Linked DNA regions of Mus musculus: region 1 is linked to region 2. The links are chromatin loops, found by intact Hi-C in ENCODE. Cell type or tissue: left cerebral cortex. All regions are shown on one strand.

Region 1 (4,000 bases), 240 kb after region 2:
GCAAATCAAGTAGTCTGCTGAAATGCCTCAGCCCCTCAGCCCCCTCTGTACCGAACTGGCCAGTTCACATCAGCATGGCAGGCCTTGTGAAACCATCAGCACATGAACCATTCCATTAGAGAAACAGATGGTTTGGAACTTTAACCTTCACTTAACAACGGTTCCTGTGATATATATGGGAAAGAAAGAGGACTTGTAGGCTGTCATTTAAGTAAATGCCAGTATTCTAAAAGCAACAGGGGACACCGCAGGATTACTTACAGACTTTATAGCAGGTGGTATCCTCTTCCACAGATATCTTGCATTATTCCTGATTTACACAAAGATGAGTTACAAAATAGTCACCTCAGTCAATACATAAAATTACAGGCCGAAACACCAAAACAGGCCATGGCACAACTCAGTTTTATATGAATTTGTTGAGGAAAAGCAATTAAAAAAAAAAAAAAAAAAGGAGGACATGAAATAACCTTTTCCCAGGTTAATTAAAAAAATTTTTTTTAGGAGTTCTTTTTAAACTAACAATTCAGATCCTAAACCATAACAACACATTCAAACCACAGACTTACACACAACCACTCAGGTACAAACAATGTGTCCATTTCGAGGCTTTGGGTATCCCTCGCAATACAGGCATACACTGTGCTGTTATAATCTGGAGCCCTTCTCCTAGTGAGTCGTAAGACACACGATTATATGTATAATGAAGAAACTCAGTGTAGTTTCTGTAAAAATATCACAGTAGGTTTGGAACTGCACCAGGCCTCTATTCTCTAGCCCTCTCAAGCTCCTGCCTCCCACCCAGGAAGACTAATTCAAACATGTCTACCTCCCCTGGTTCTCCCAGTGTTCCTTCCCAGCCCCAGCTTTTTTGCTCCTACTGAGTACATATACAGTTGCTTTGGTTTTATTTGTTTGTTTGTTTAGATAGGGTTTCTCTGTGTAGCCCTGGCTGTACTGGAGCTGGACCTATAGACCAGACTGACCTCAAACTCAGAGATCTGCCTGCCTCTGGCTCCCAAGTGGGAGGATTAAAGGTGTGCGCCACCACCCAGTTTCTGAGTAAATATAAGTAAAAAGAAAAAAAAAACATGATTTTTTTTTTAAACTCCATTGGTTCTTGATGCTAATTTCTCACAAGAACTTACCATGTTTTTAGGTGTATGTAAGACATACACGACAAGAAAAATATCGAGCTTATTTATTCTTAATTATGACAAAAAGGGAAACAGATATAACAGGATTACAGTAAAAGACACCTATCTGCTGCATGTACTCCTGCATCATCTCAAGGAAGCTTTTCGTTTTAGGTAAAAGGTGCTACTTACATGTCGTTCTGGAGCAAGTACAAAGCTAGAAGCTGACCGTACACTGGCGGTGTGGCAATTCCTCCAGGAGCCTAGAGAGCGAAAAAAGAGGGGAAAGCCTCACTTCCTAATACACTTTCAGAAAAGAGAAAATGAAAACTTAAAAAGTAAGTTTTCCAGCACTACTATAGATGCAGAAAAATGCTTAGGGAAGTATCAAAGGTTAAAACCTGAGTTTAGATCTGTTGTGAGCTGTCATTTATCTGCAGTTGGATATCAGTTTCTTTCCATAGTCACAAATATGTAAGTGACATTACCTCGGAAGGTCAGGTCTCAAATTAAAAAAAAGGGGGGGGGGACTACTTCCAACAGGTTCTTAATGCACTATTTTTCTGGCCGTTATCTTAAAAGCTTAAGTAAGCTTAAGACAGAAGACTACCAAAAGGTAGTTATAGAGGCCTGTCTCTCTTCAATCTTTATTCATTCAGCAAGGTCTGCTAAAGGCTCATCCGCAAGCTGCTGCTGTCTCCTTTAGTCCGTGAGCCCCCGCCCTCCCTTTTTTTTTTCCTTTTTCTTTCTTTTTTATTTTTATTTTTTATTTTTGGGGTTTTCATAGTTCAAGCTGGCTTCGAATTCACCGGCAATCCTCTCGCCTCCGCCTGACGTGTGCCCACCGGAGTCCTGTGCCACTGCGCCCAGCCTATTTAGCGAACTTAACTTAACGTTACAAATGGAAGCAGCATCTCTTGATGAACCCGGAGTGTGCGCCCCGCAGGCCGCGGCCCGGCCCGTTACCCTGGAAACGGCGCCCACCCGACCGCCCCACCCTGCGGCGCTACCTCGAGTTCCTGGTTCTCGCACTGATCCAACAGCTTTCTGAAACTGAAGGCGTTGTCCGCCATCACCGCCACTGGCATCTTCCCGGCCGCTCTCGCCGCCACCACCTCTGCCAGACCAAAGCACAAGCTGGCCCTCGGGGCGTCGCGCCCGCGATGAGGTAAAGGAGCTGCCTCTCAGTACGCATGGGCGAGCGTGTCGTCACTTCCCGAGCGACGCCGTAGCGGAATACAAGGGCGGCGAGCGCTCTGCCCCAACGTCTCGGTGCTCTGGAGGACCCGCCCCAGGCTAGGACGAACCGGCTTTCTGAGTCAGAGCCCTGCGATCCGGAAGGGTTCGGCTGCGGCTCGGATTATCCGCACGGGGAAATGATAACGGGACTACATTTTTCCACAACCAAAGTTGCCGTGGGAGAACAGTAAAACCGTTGGACCTCCACGTGTTTCGAGAGCGCTGAACTGTACTTCTTCTAAGCTAAAGTGTTACATACAAGTCCAAGAAACTCCAAACCTGAAACTCTTCTTGGTTTGGGTTATGCACACACCCCTCTTCTAACAATTCACTTAGCAGCCTGACTCTCACCTACACCTACTATGCGCACGCGCACGCGCACACACACACACACACACACACACACACACACACACACCTTTTTCTGAAAAAAAAAAAAAAAAAATCACCTAGCAATTGTCAGCAAACCAGGACCCCTGTTCACAACCTGCATGGAACTGCATGCAGACAAACCCTCTCCAAGTAATGGGATAAGTTTCTTCGCTCTCTGCGGACCATCGAACAGATTCTATTCAGTAATAATCCAGTTAGGTGCATTATGAGGCCAGGAGGTCTGATCTAGCCTGAATTGGTTTTAGGTGCCTGCCCAGGAGGGTGAACCATGTCTTCTAAGTGAATTTGCTGAGAGAAACTCCTATTTACTGTCTTCTGCCTGTGCGTGCTTGTGAACGCTTTTGATTAAAATCAAATACATTTTAATAATAAAATTATTTAATAAAATTCAATAATTTTACATATTGAGACATGCACAATAGAAAAGGGAGGTAACATAACTAAATTGTTTTTTCTGTTTTTGTTTTGTTTTTGGTGTGTGTGTGTGTGTGTGTGTGTGTTTTGGTTTTTCGAGACAGGGTTTCTCTGTATGGCCCTGGCTGTCCTGGAACTCACCCTGTAGACCAGGCTGGCCTCTGCCTCCCAAGTGCTTGGATTAAAGGCTTGTGCCACCACTGTCCGGCAAAATTTTTCAATCAAAACAGAATGCAGTGCTCCTTAGCAATAAGACTCCTCTCAAAGCTCATAAAAACCCCAAACAGTAATTGGGGCTCTAGAGTATGCTGGCTCATGTGGCCAGCGGTCACTCTTGACAGCATATTTCTTTCTGATCTGTAGTATGGCTTTGCTTTTGCATAAAGTTTCCTTGCTACTTTGCAAACCTGGGTGCCTGAATTTCAGTTCTGGGCATGAGAGGTAAAAACACCCAGCCAGACCCTAGTCAGTGCTCAGACACAGCAAGCAATGGTCCGGACACCACACCTGCCCCCTGCTGTCTTCTCTGGCAGAACTGGAGACTGGAACACAGGCCTCGTGCATAGTTTTAGCACTGAGCTGTGCCCCCGGGTCTCCTTTTACTTACTGGTAGACAAGGTCTTACTAAGTAGCCCAGGCTGGCCTTGAACTTTTGGAAAAGCTCCAAACCTAACTCTCACTTCTCTCTCTGCCTGCCTCAGGCTCAGCAGACCAGCACAGTGTTATCACCTGTGTACCTGTGTACATCTCATGTGCGCGTGCACACATACACACATACACAGACACACACAGACACACCAGAGACACACACAGAGACA
Region 2 (4,000 bases):
CCAGCCCATTTGGGGATCTATTTCAAGCTACCATGGGATCAATGCAAGGGTGGGGCCAATGGGAAGGGTTCATTGGAGTACTGGAGAAAGGCTAAGAAAAATGAATTTCACAAAAGCCCAGGCAAACTTAGGGACTGGTGTGGACTTCAAGAACAAGTTGTATGAGCACCAGTGGGCACACTACACCCTAGAGAAGTCATTTCTCTCCCTACCCCGAGCTGACTCCAGATGAAAACCCCAGAGTCTCAGAGCTTCAAGGGGATTCATGGGACCTGAGGACAGTTCCCAGCTTCCCAGAGCAAGCTGAAATGTGGAAAAGACTTTAAAATAAAAATCATATTGCTTTTAACAAAAACAATATGGGACCAACTGATTGCTGTAGCTTCCACTACTGGGACTTTTTGACTTCTTTCCTGGGTGATTCTGGGCTAGAAGATTCCAGTGCTGTCATCCTTGGCTTATGGGTGAAGAGAGAGAAGCTCTGAGATGCTGGACTACTGGCCGGGCCCACCTGAGTGTCTGACTTTCAGTAGCATCCTTTCCCATTGATGGAGCCATGGAGTTGATGAGCCAGCAGTAGGGGACCCTTTAGATCTCCATGTGGGATGGGCTGACAGACTGATCCCCTCTGAGGAGACTGTTCATCTGTTACAATCTGTTCAAAGCCATAGGACACTTGACTCAGTTTTCACAAAGGTACACAACTCATGGGGAATGAAGGGAGGCCCACGCGGGATTCCACTCAGGAGGCCAGCTTGATGGCACAGAGGGCTTACAGTAATAGCCTGAATTTTGTGCTGTGGGTTTCTGCTGAGGCTGAAGGAATGGGGTGTAGAACTTCTTTGAGAGAGATTTATGATTGGGGACAGTGGTCCAATGTCTGGGCATCTTTCATCAAGCAAAACTTTACATTGTCACAAAGGGAATATTCTCTCTCTCTCTCTCTCTCTCTCTCTCTCTCTCTCTCTCTCTCTCAGCAGAGGAAAGGCATTCAGCTGACACTGGGTGGGGAAGATGGTCAGGATGGGTGACAGAGAATGGTTCTCCTGGATTTTTTCAGTCTGGGAACTAGAGGGTGTGGCCCCAGTGCCTTCCTTGAGGGTGACTGAGGTATCCTTTGGCCTAAGAGCGTATCTTACCTTGGAGGTGTGTACCACACCCCGTTCTGGTGGAGACCGTCAAGCTTGGGAACCTAATGATGTATCTGAGACAAGATAAGCATGGTTCAGATCGAGAACTGTCTGTGTCTCTGCACTGTGCTGTATCCTATGATAACTGCAATTCTGTGACTTCAGACAGTACAATCTACAATGTATCAATGACCACAGAGTACAGAAAGTTCCTCTATTCACCCAGCTTCTGGAGCTGTGAACTCTGACCTTAGTTTTGGAGTAAAACCTACAGACCCCAGTGCTCAAGGCCACGGTCTCCTCCTGAAACCACCTTCCTTCTTTGGAGTGGGTGGAGACATGTACTACTATCCAGGGCTTGGTTTGCTTTCCCGCTCTTTCCGGACGTTTGGTGACTTGGAGAAAGAGTGGCTAAAATAGAGCGCTGCTGTATGTGCTGTGACACCACCTGCTTTTATGCGAAATTCCACATTCAGGATTGAAAATTCACTAGTGAGTTGCCAACTGTGTTGTGTAAGATGCTCTTGCAGGATGCAAACAATGAAACTCTGTGGAAGAAGCTGCGAATCTGGTGTCTCTTGGGGATGGGCAGCAGGTGATGTCCAGGGCTGAAGGAGGCACTGTGTACTGAGGAAGCTTTTCTCCACTGACTGACCCACAGGCAGGAACTGCACATGGTGTCCTGGCTGTGGCAGACAGGCAGTAAAAACACACACAAATAGTTGGTGACTTGGGAAGTGACATTTTAAAATCCCGTCGGTAGCTCAGCCAAACCCAGAAAGTGCTTCAAATTTTAAGATTTAAAAAAAAAATATTTCTAATCATGTACGCGCACATGTGTGGGTGTGAACACCAGTGTAGGTGTCTGCAGTGGCCAGAGGTGTTGGATCCCTCTGGAGCTGGAGTTGCGGGTGGTTGTGAGCAACCTCACATCGGAACTAAACTCAGGTCCGGTGCGAGAGCAATGAGTGCTCTCACCCGCTGAGCCCTCTCTCCAGGCCTGCTCCAGGTTCTAACACACATTGTTAAAGTACATGAGGACATTTCTCTCTATTCTGCTTATCCTCTTATAAAGCTTCTTGGTGCTGCTCATGGTCCAAACCCCAAGTGATAATTCCCCATAAAACCCACTGCCATCCCGATCATGGCAGTGAGTATCTTGTTGGGGAGTGCCAGCCAGGTCCTGGTTCTTAAAAAGAGAGATCCTCTGTAGCAATGAATTTTATGTTAGGTTTTAAAACTGAAACTCTTAATGCATCCCAATATCCCGGGTCTGTTTTGGGAAAGGAAGTTTGAGTGGGCACATGGCTGCTTCTGGGAATGCATTCTGGACTCTTTTCTCTAGAGGGCAGTGTATCCCTTGGCGTGCCTGGAAAATCCAAGTTCCTGGCGGTTTCCAGGGTGGGGTTTCAGGGCTCATAGGGAGTCAACAATTTACACCCCAGCTTGTGGGTGGCAGCTAGGATTGGCTGTTCCAGCCCAGTCTCTGTGCCGGGCATACATTTAAAATTCCATTTTTCTTCCTTGCTTGTGTATGAGCATTCAGAAATGAAATTATGCCTTCATACAACACATTCTCTGCTCTTAAGTAATTCCAGGTCAAGAGCATCGGGCAACTGGCAAATTTTAAAGGAAACATTGCCTGAATCTAAGTTATAAGCGCTCCCATGGAAAACATGGGGACTAAAGCATGCTCGCACACACACTGTATAGTCTCTTATTTGAACCCCGGAGAAGGTATTAACGTCCCCTAATCTGATAGCTCTTGAAGGGTGCACAGTCTGCCCTTTGCTGCTCTTCCCAGCAGAGAAACATATTTGAAAGAATTTCACATAACCATCTCATTTCACATAAACATCTCATTTTAAGTATTTGATGATTAAAATACATTGTCGACTCTCTGACTTTTCATCATTTATCAGAGAGGCCCTGAGGCACTGAATTTCATCTCAGAGTACCGCTACCTTCTCTTAGTTGTCCCACAACATGGTCTCAGGATTGCTTATCAATCAGGCTCCAGGATGCTAAGTTTCAAGATCAGGTTGGCAAAATTCATGACTTCTGTTTGGCTATTGAGATAGCGCAGAGAACATTGTCTTGGTGTCTTTCTGGGGTCATGGGATGTGTTACTCAGAGAGGTGACATGCTGGTGTGTGGCTACAGTGTTAGGAGCAGTAATAAAGCCAGCCCCACCCAATGTTCTGCGCCTGCCTGATGGATTCCACCAAGCATGCACGCAGGACCCAGGCATGGGGGCAGGGTGGGATGAATAGGCCTTAAGAAATACCGTGGAAGAAAGGTATCTTATGTTTCCCACGTTTTCTTTGGAGTAGATGTGGCAGCGGAGTCACTGTTGTTTGAAAAACTCTGGAGGATCTGGGATCTATAGCTCCTTGGTGTGGGGGGGGGGGAGTGGTTCCCTGTGCCATGGAATCTAGAAGTGGTAACGCATGTCTAGAATCCCAGCGTTTTGAAGATGGAGATAGGGGGATCAGAAATTCAGGGCTAGTCTTGGCTACAGTGTGAGTTTCAGGCCAGGCAGGGTGACATATGTGAAACTGTCTCAAGAAAAAAAAAATATTTGGATGTTCGAAAAATGGGAGAAATGAAACAAATAGAGAATGCTTTGCCAAGTCACCATCCACCATTCACCTTGCAGCGTCTGGCTGTGTGGTGCCCAGTGCCATCCTCTCTCCTCACTAACTTTAGCAATCAGGAAATATGGGGAGCTGTTTGTGAGCTGGAAGTGACCAGGGAAAGCCTCACTGGGAGCCATCTTTGTGGAGCCTCCCCCCACCATGTGCTCTGTATCCCCGATTTCCACAGTCCCAGTGCTTTGGGAATTGTCCGCTGGAAGGAAGAGCTCATGG

The links. A loop is a pair of places that touch in the nucleus more often than their neighbours do. Peaks named below come from ENCODE experiments on the same cell type or tissue, not always from the same donor. Only the 100,000 strongest peaks of a DNase experiment are listed, where the experiment ranks them.
Region 1: it touches region 2 in a loop (2.4-fold over the local background); 1 of 42 quality-filtered maps calls a loop at or near these places.

Annotation. Positions count from the first base shown.
Region 1 is chr1:90,601,774-90,605,773 of GRCm38, reverse strand. It overlaps Cops8 (COP9 signalosome subunit 8), which reads right to left and starts at 2,349. Exons shown (of 8, transcript NM_133805.3): 1 at 2,147-2,349; 2 at 1,329-1,399; 3 at 262-310. The coding sequence starts at 2,224. In left cerebral cortex, no CTCF peak of the experiment used is centred here; a DNase peak (open chromatin) is centred at 2,356; H3K4me3 peaks cover 1,807 bases; H3K27ac peaks cover 903 bases.
Region 2 is chr1:90,838,939-90,842,938 of GRCm38, reverse strand. All of the region lies in intron 1 of Col6a3 (collagen, type VI, alpha 3), which reads left to right. Among named protein-coding and RNA genes, the nearest start is that of Col6a3, 3.0 kb to the left of the region's middle. In left cerebral cortex, a CTCF peak has its summit at 2,471 (motif pointing right); a DNase peak (open chromatin) is centred at 2,496.